Regions from separate parts of the Homo sapiens genome. Here all the other regions are linked to region 2. Evidence: chromatin contacts called from ENCODE Hi-C or POLR2A ChIA-PET data. All regions are on one chromosome and are shown on one strand. The core of a region is the stretch at or near the end of the contact, and the rest is flanking DNA. Distances in the headings are between cores, read along the strand shown. Region 1 overlaps CHN1 (chimerin 1). Region 2 overlaps CHRNA1 (cholinergic receptor nicotinic alpha 1 subunit). Region 3 has its middle 18 kb from the start of WIPF1.

Region 1 (2,700 bases), core at 90-2,589, 150 kb after region 2:
TGGTATTCTGTGAGGCATTAGTGTTATCTGTTTTCAAAAAAGTTAGGGAAATAACAAACTGTCAGTTTTTATGTGTATATGTATGTTCATTTTGTTTCACTGCAGAACTTCTCAGAGTCTTTAGAAATATCACCAGGACAGGGATACAGTATGCAACAATCCCCAAATATATTCTACTTTACTTCTGTGTACCTATTAATATTTTGAAGAAAGTATTAAATACAATACAGTTGGGAAAATATTTATCGAATATCAAAATAAATTATTGGTGGATAAACAAGTTACATGTTAACACACCATGAAATCTAGAAGAAAGTAAATGTAACTACCAAGGCCAGGGGCAGTGACTCACAACTACAATCACAGCACTCTGGGACCCGGAGAAGGGAGGATTGCTTCTCGGGCCAGGAGTTCAGGAGAAGGCTAGGAGTTCAAGACCAGCCTGGTGGCACCCTGTCTCTACATAAAAATGAAAAAATTAGCCAGGTGCGGTGATATGTGCCTGTAGGCCTAGCTACTTGGGAGGCTGAGGCAGGAGGATCACTTCAGCTGAGGAGTTCCAGGCTACAGTGAGCTATGATCATACTCCAGGCTAGACAACAGAGCAAGACCCTGTCTCATAAAAATTTTTAAAACGTAACCATCAAGGCCAGGCGCAGTGGCTCACGCCTGTAATCCCAGTACTTTGGGAGGCCAAGGCGGGTGGATCACCTGAGGTCAGGAGTTCGAGACCAACCTGGCCAACATGGTGAAACTGCGTCTCTACTAAAAATACAAAATTAGCCGGGCGTGGTGACAGGTGCCTGTATGCCCAGCTACACGGGAGGGTGAGGCAGGAGAATCGCTTGAACCCAGGAAGCAGAGGTTGCAGTGAGCTGAGATTGCGCCATTGCACCCCAGCCTGGGCAAAAAGAGCGAAACTCCATCTCAAAAAAAAAAAAAGTAACTATCAAATATCTTGTGGAGGTGTGCTATCTAGGGCAAAGAAAAATGGAATAAATTTTATAAAATAAAATTTTCACTTAGAAAAAGATTCACTGAAGTGTAACCAGGAAAAATTAAATTATGTCAAAGACCAACAAAAATAGAGAAAGCTTGCATGGTAAATATAATAAATGGTTGCATAAATACTATACACAAAATATATAGGGCAATGGACATGAAGAGGTTACTAAGAGAAAAGGTAACAAGTAACTTTCTTGTGTGCATCCACTATTGATCTACTTCAGCTGTTTATTCTTCAGAAACCAAAAGGAAATTCAAGCTTGGGTTATGTCACAGCCCAGCTCTTAGAATAAAGAGCAAAATTCTTAACCGGGCCTACAAGAAGCAGATGTGCAGCCTCACTTCTTCCCTCTCCAACTCACTGTGCTCCCGGCCACCCTCTTCTTTCAGTTCAGAGATGTGCACTGCAGCCCTTGCATGGACATGCTGGTCGGGCTTCTAGGTTCTTTCTCTTTGCCCTCTCACTCACTCTCTTTCCTTAGATCACTCTCACAACGCTTCAGTTCTCAAATCAGACTTTCCTTTCTCAGAAAAGCCTTCCCTGATTGCAATTTAGATTTAGAGTGAGACTCTGGGTTTAGATCAGATCCTCCTTTATGCACTCGTATCTCCCTTGCTTTCCTTCCACAGCATTTGCCTCAGTTTTTAGCTTGGCATTTGTGGGACAATTCATTAAAGTCTAATCCTCTCTCTACCTAATAAACTGTTAAGCTCCATAAGGCCAGGGATCTTGACTGTTTTGTTTTTCCTTGTATCTCCAGCACCTAGAAGGATATTGCAATTTTCTAAAAACAAAGCAACAGGGAGAACAACAAAAATACATTTAATAAATGCCAAAAAATAATGTTTGTCTTTGAGGGCCATGAGATTATAGGTAATATTTTCCTTTTCCTACTTTTCTGCATTTTATATATAGTACACGTGGTAATAAAAACAAAGTTACTGATAGACCTACATTTAAATAAGTAAATGTAAGTGAAAATCAGAATTTTTAAAAAGGGGAGGTGAAACTTAACCTTACGAAGAATTAATTCAAATAGCAAACTTCTCATATATTTATCAACATGGAAAATATTCATAATACACAGCTAACTGAAAAAAAGCATACCATAATATAGTGTACCTTGTATAAAGTCATTTCTGTATAACTCGGGAAAATGCTAGAATTTCATACAACACAGTTTTAACAGTGATTATTTCTGGATAGTAGAATTGGGGTGCTTTTTGCCTTTGTGTTTTCCTACATTTTAAAATATTTTTTGTATTGTATATTTGTCAGGGAAAAAATGCTAATCTTTTTGAACAGCTATCTCCTCTTGTGCTTTTACAATACAGTTCAATTTGCAACACATTTTCAGGAACACATCAATTTTTTCAAGTAAGGGATGCCTTATGTTAAACTAGCCATTTCCTACTGTGTCACATCAATTACTTTCTATGGTTTGTTTTATTAAAGAACACCTGAGCAAGGGTACCTCACATAAACTGGAATTATTATATCAATGTTTTTAAAAAGCTTTTTAGCACTGATAATATATTATATTTTAAATAAATTGTGCTATCCCCTTCATCAATATTAATTTTCTAATACTGCAGAACTAAATGTTACTGTCATCATGTGTTATCACTTACTCTTATATCTTAAAATTTTCCCATAAAATGATTCATAATCTAAACTAAGAGGAGAAAAACAGT
Region 2 (2,700 bases), core at 102-2,601:
TCCTTCCAAAAATTCCCTAAAGCCCAAAGAGAACTTAGTTCCTAAATAGCCCCAAGTATTAGCTAGAAACCCACTGGCTCCTCGAAGGGGAGGCCTGTAGATGTGCCTCCGTGTGAAGTCTGCAGGGGCCTCCCCACTCACCTTCCGCACCCAGTTGGGCATGACATGGGTGCTGGGTGAGCGGTGGTGTGTGTTGATGACGATGACAGTGATGATGATGGAGGCAATGACGAACACCATGGTGAACAGCATGTATTTTCCAATCAAGGGCACAGCACTGGACGTGGAGGGGATCAGCTCCACGATGACCAGAAGGAACACAGTCAAAGACAGTAAGACAGAGATGCTCAGAGTCATCTTCTCCCCTGAAAAGACCAAAAAAAAAAAAAAAAATCCCACAACTACCCATCTGGGTTGGGCTGCAGTGTTCCTCCCACCCCACCATTTATATGTGGAAGTCCTGAGTCCTGGGACCTAAGAATGTGACTGTATTTGAAGACAGGGACTTTAAGGAGGTAATTAAATGAAAACGAGGTGATATGGGGTAGTGAGTAATCAAGTATGACTAGTGTCCTTATAAGGAGAGGAATTAGGACACAGATGCATAGACGGAAGGCCATGGGACACAGGAAGAAGATGGCCATTACAAACCGAGAGAGGCCTCACAAGAAACCAACTCTACTGGCACCTTGATCTTGGAATTCCAGTCTCCAGAACTGTGAGAAATTACATTTCTGTTATCTAAGCCTCACAGCCTATGGTGTTTTGTGTGGCAGCCCAAGCAAACTAATTCACCACTGAAACCCAAGGGTAAGAGGAATGTGACTGACATGTTCTCAAAGCATTATTCTGGGAAATCTCAAAGCATTTTTTTCTGCAGAATTTCCTATGTAACCACCATACCTTAACTTTTCTGACAGCAGCCAGTGGCAAGCATTTCCATTAGAGGCTGCCAAGCAGAAAACGGAACAATATTTCATCTCATGCTCCAGATTTCTGATTCTTGGTGGAACCCAGGGAACTGAAAGGAGTTCTGGGTGGACAAGCTGGACTCGGTGTGGCATTTCCCTTCTGCAGCAGGATGCATTAAACCTCATAAAACGGAACCACCCCTGGCCTATTTCTTACCCAGCAGATGAATGGGCAGCCCAGAAGTACACATATCTTTCTGTTATTGAGGGAGCAAGCTGTAAGACCAAAACCCAAGAAAAGGACAAAATCCGGAAGGCTAAGGAGTTCTCCTTGACGTCCTGAGTGATCTTCTGATACAGTGGTTTCACACCACTCGCTGTCTCATTTTCATATAAGAGGAAGTTTGTCTTCTCACTTATTTCTTGTTTTGTTTTTTTTGCATACTAAGGGAGCAGGGATTTCCCCAGCCCCCACCTCTTTTCTGCAGGCCCTTTGATCTCAGGAGAGTTTTGGCTGGGCAAACTTGGCAGCAGGAAGGTCAGGGGCCGAATGGCACTGAGGTAGTTTTGTGAGGCTTGACCACCTTAGGTGCAGCAGAGAAGCTCTGGGAGGGACTTTCCCTGGGCTGGCCTTGCTGTTGGTGCTGCTGGAAACCCTTGTGTTACCCTGCTTTCAATGATGAAGCTGTCCCCTACTGGCTGCTTCCGGATGCTAGAATATATATAGAATATGTATGTATGTATACGATAAAGAGTGGAAACAAACAAGAAATTGTCAATTCTACCTGGTGGGTAGGAAAACCTTTCAAAGTGAAAAAGAATACAATTACAAATACAAAATATTTGTCCACTTATATAAAATTTGTTGATTAATAATAATGATAATAATAATAGCCAACATTTATCAAGCATAATTTTTGTGCTAAGTGCTTTTCTTTTTTCTTTCTTTCTTTTCTTTCTTTTTTTCTTCTTTTTTTTTTTGTGAGGGAGTCTCACTCTGTTGCCCAGGCTGGAGTTCAGTGGTGCCATCTCAGCTCACTGCAACCTCCGCCTCCAGGGTTCAAGCGATTCTCCTGCCTCAGCCTCCCAAGTAATTGGGATTACAGGCACGTGCCACCACACCTGGCTAATTTTTTGTATTTTTAATAGAGATGGGGTTTCACCATGTTGGCCAGGCTGGTCTCAAACTCCTGACCTCAAGTGATCCATCCGCCTTGGCCTCCGAAAGTGCTGGGATTACAGGTGTGAGCCACTGCATCTGGCCCCTAAGCACTTTTCAAGCACAAATCATTTAACGTTTATAGAGACTCTTGTTAGTTCCCATAATGCCCCGACAGTGTTTTTATTTTAAAAAGTTTCATTTGAGGGCCTGGTGCGGTGGATCATGCCTGTAATCCTAACACCCCGGGAGGCCAAGGCAGGGGGATCACTTGAGGCCAGGAGTCTGAGACTAGCCTGGGCAACATAGCAAGACTCCATCTCTATTTATTTATTTTTTTAATGTAAAAAAGTTTCATTTGATTAGAAAGTTGAAAGAATTGTGTTTGTGATTATTTGTTTAAAAACAAGTGCAGGGCAGGCACAGTGGCTCACACCTGTAATCCCAGCACTTTGGGAGGCCGAGGTAGGCAGATCTTTGAGCCCAGGAGTTCGAGACTGGCCTCGGCAACATGGTGCAACCCCGTTTCTACAAAAAATACAAAAATTAGCCGAGTGTGGTGGCACATGCCTGTAGTCCCAGCTACTCAGGAGGCTGAGGTGAAAGGGTCACTTGAGCTCAGGAGGTTGA
Region 3 (2,700 bases), core at 77-2,576, 140 kb before region 2:
CTTATTTTCCAAAGTACAAAGGCTTCTGTATACAGAATTTCCTACTATCCAAGCTATACTCTTAACCTGCTGCAAAACACCTTGTGGAGGTACATCTTACTCTTCACTAGCATTGTTCACTGCAATGCTTTCCAACCTCTGTTTGCACCAATGTTGAGATTAAGTTTTCTCCTATGTTCCCTCTGCCCCAATATCTTGAGAATATAGATGAGAGTTTCTCAGAAGTTCTAAGATGCACAAAGATGAGAATATCTCAAAAATATTTACAGCATAAGTAACATGGAGAAGTTCAAGCAATGGAGAACAATAGCGACATATATTCATTCTACTCTGGATTCTGTGACATGTATATAATCAGTCTTAAAAGCGCAGCTTTAAAAAAGTTTTAAAGTTATGACTTTATTCTAAAATGCCACCAAACCATAATAAAGACAGTGTACAATATATTACTTAGGGAAGAAACTGATACCTGTTATTGCTTTGCTAGAATTTGGGCTTAAAAAAAAATAAAGTTGATAAAAGGATGGGTCAATTCAGTGGTGATTTGCCTCAAGGATAACTCCTCCCACTTCCTATACAAAATAAGCAATTACATTAAAAAAATACAGTCAGAATTTTATGGAATCACATCAGTTTTTAATGTATGAATCAGAGAACATAACAATCACTATAAATGTAGCATGGTTATGTATTTTAAGTCTCTAGTCCTATTTTCCTTAGTGTAGGCATAAAAGTTCTTAAAGGCTTAGAATTTACTCTTAAAATACTATAAAATATTACTATTTTTATGACAAAAGCAATTTATGAATTTATGGAAAAGGAAATATTTATAAAATATGTTAGTAAAAGCACTGTTTATGTTTGTATAGCAACATTTAAAAGTATTCAAAGGTCATTCATTGCTAAAAATATTTAAAGCAAAATAAAAGGGAAGTTAAAAACAGCTTCACTTAAACTTGCAGTTTCTAAAACTTATCAGGACCCAAGAGCCTGGAAGTATCAAAGATTAAGTGGAAATCCATATTCAAAAGAGTTCTGTGGAATTCTTATAAAGAGAAGAGCAGGCAAAGGTCATCGGAGGACATTATTTTAGCTGAAATTCTGAGTATCATTCAAACAGGGGAGCCAATGCTTGGTATTAACAAAGTGCTGTTTTCTACTGCTGAGCTCAGATGACAGCCCACCCTCTATTTGCCAAAATTAGTGGATGAGAAATCATTTCATGAACTCATCCAAAAACATGAAGTGCACTAATAAAGCTTTACTGCCATCCCTCAGTCATCACTTTGCTTGGCTAGGCTGGTGGCCAGCAGGAATATCTCCCTCTACAAAACTGTTTCAAAGTAATGACTTGGAGGAAGTGGTGTGCTGATACCATGAAAAAAAATTCCCTCAAACACAAAGATAGTTCAAAAAGCATCTGTATATGGCTCAGAGGAAACAAACAGCTCAGCTCATTTCAACTCAAAAGAAACCCAAGAGACCAGTTTACCTTGGCCATGGTTACACACATGCAGGCAAACTTAAGGTTGGCATTTATCCAGGGATTTTGATCCGTGCCAAAAGGGATGATGAGTTATCCATCCTGAGGTCAAGATGGAATAAAGAAAATACACTGAAAGAGAATCATGTGTCTATAAGAGGATTTCACACCTTCCTCTTCACGAGACAGGGAGGCCTCGACCCCTGCTGGAATGGCAAGTCTGGCGTCCCTTCCTGAAGCCACTACTAGATCAGAAGTCCACTCTGAGCCTCCATCACATGGTTTCTCCCCTGCTGAGGCCTTTCCAGTCTTCCTTCCACAGTGTGGTCCTTAAGGAGCTAAGGAGGGAAGAGGATACCTAAAGCACTTGTTTGTCAAGCTTGGGCTGAAATACATCTAGAATCTTTAAGATGACCAACATTGAATTTTCCATTTTTGAGCGTTTAAAAATATTCTTCAAATTAAGGGAATACATAAGCAATAAAGACCATGTTTTACTGGGTTTTGAAAATTATTTAGAGTTTTCTGTAAAAGCAGTTACTTTTCTGAGAGAACAGGTGGCAACTGCTACCAAAATTTCAAAAAGATCCTTATTTTTATTTTCAAATAACTTTTATTTGACAAGAACTTTGTCAGTAATGGTCTTTAAATTCTTTTCAATCCTGGCTTTGTATTGCTATTTTGAGGTGTTTCTTGCTAACTGGATTAAGGAAGCCCAAAGAGCCCTCTGGTTTTGGTCATCAAGGAAATTTGTCTCACAACTGATGATTTATTTGATTTTTTTTTCATTTTTTTTAATAGGAAGACAGGAAACAGTGATAAACCTTTAATATCTGAAACTTGTGTCATTGACCTTCAACTACATAGTGAGGTTTTCAGTTCAGAACATTTAGGGCCCATGTTACATGTGGGGATAATTAAAATGTTTTAAGTGATGCTTTCTATTCTTCAAGTGTTGGCCATAATATTCAAGCTGGGTACAAGCAGCAGAGATTTTTGTCTGAGCTCAGTCCAAGCTCTGCAGTTTCTGCTGTTTGTCTTTCTAGGTGGCACCAGTCAGTCATCCTCTGCAGCTCATGAAACCCAGCATAACCTTTTGGGCTGCTCTGGAAAAACACATTGAGCAATAAGGGTTAGAATACTTTGTGTTCAATGTTTCCAGTGCTACTCTCTGGCCAGGAGAAATACCAAATCATAGGCATCTGGAAAAGAGAGAC

The links. A loop is a pair of places that touch in the nucleus more often than their neighbours do. ChIA-PET counts read pairs that join two places held with the same protein, here RNA polymerase II (POLR2A). Pooled maps may share reads with other maps.
Region 1: a loop to region 2 is called in a map of naive thymus-derived CD4-positive, alpha-beta T cell, with 5 times the contacts of the local background. The contact joins two enhancer-like sites. A Hi-C loop is called at or near these places in 1 of 168 maps with a recorded cell type or tissue (naive thymus-derived CD4-positive, alpha-beta T cell) and 11 of 50 pooled maps. POLR2A ChIA-PET finds 5 or more read pairs at or near these places in 3 of 52 experiments (A673, activated CD4-positive, alpha-beta T cell and common myeloid progenitor, CD34-positive).
Region 3: a loop to region 2 is called in a pooled map, with 5 times the contacts of the local background. The contact joins two enhancer-like sites. A Hi-C loop is called at or near these places in 4 of 37 single-sample maps with no recorded cell type and 8 of 50 pooled maps.

Annotation. Positions count from the first base shown.
Region 1 is chr2:174,899,877-174,902,576 of GRCh38, forward strand. All of the region lies in intron 5 of CHN1 (chimerin 1), which reads right to left. Among named protein-coding and RNA genes, the nearest start is that of CHN1, 100 kb to the right of the region's middle. Within about 2 kb of position 1,340, at least 4 of the 41 ENCODE cell types and tissues checked have a DNase peak (open chromatin) inside an H3K27ac peak, as active enhancers do.
Region 2 is chr2:174,749,805-174,752,504 of GRCh38, forward strand. CHRNA1 (cholinergic receptor nicotinic alpha 1 subunit) reads right to left here. Exons shown (of 9, transcript NM_000079.4): 7 at 142-365. Among named protein-coding and RNA genes, the nearest start is that of CHRNA1, 13 kb to the right of the region's middle. RefSeq lists an enhancer at 1,314-1,493. Within about 2 kb of position 1,352, at least 3 of the 41 ENCODE cell types and tissues checked have a DNase peak (open chromatin) inside an H3K27ac peak, as active enhancers do.
Region 3 is chr2:174,614,710-174,617,409 of GRCh38, forward strand. It overlaps a transcript of WIPF1 not described here. Among named protein-coding and RNA genes, the nearest start is that of WIPF1, 18 kb to the left of the region's middle. Within about 2 kb of position 1,327, at least 7 of the 41 ENCODE cell types and tissues checked have a DNase peak (open chromatin) inside an H3K27ac peak, as active enhancers do.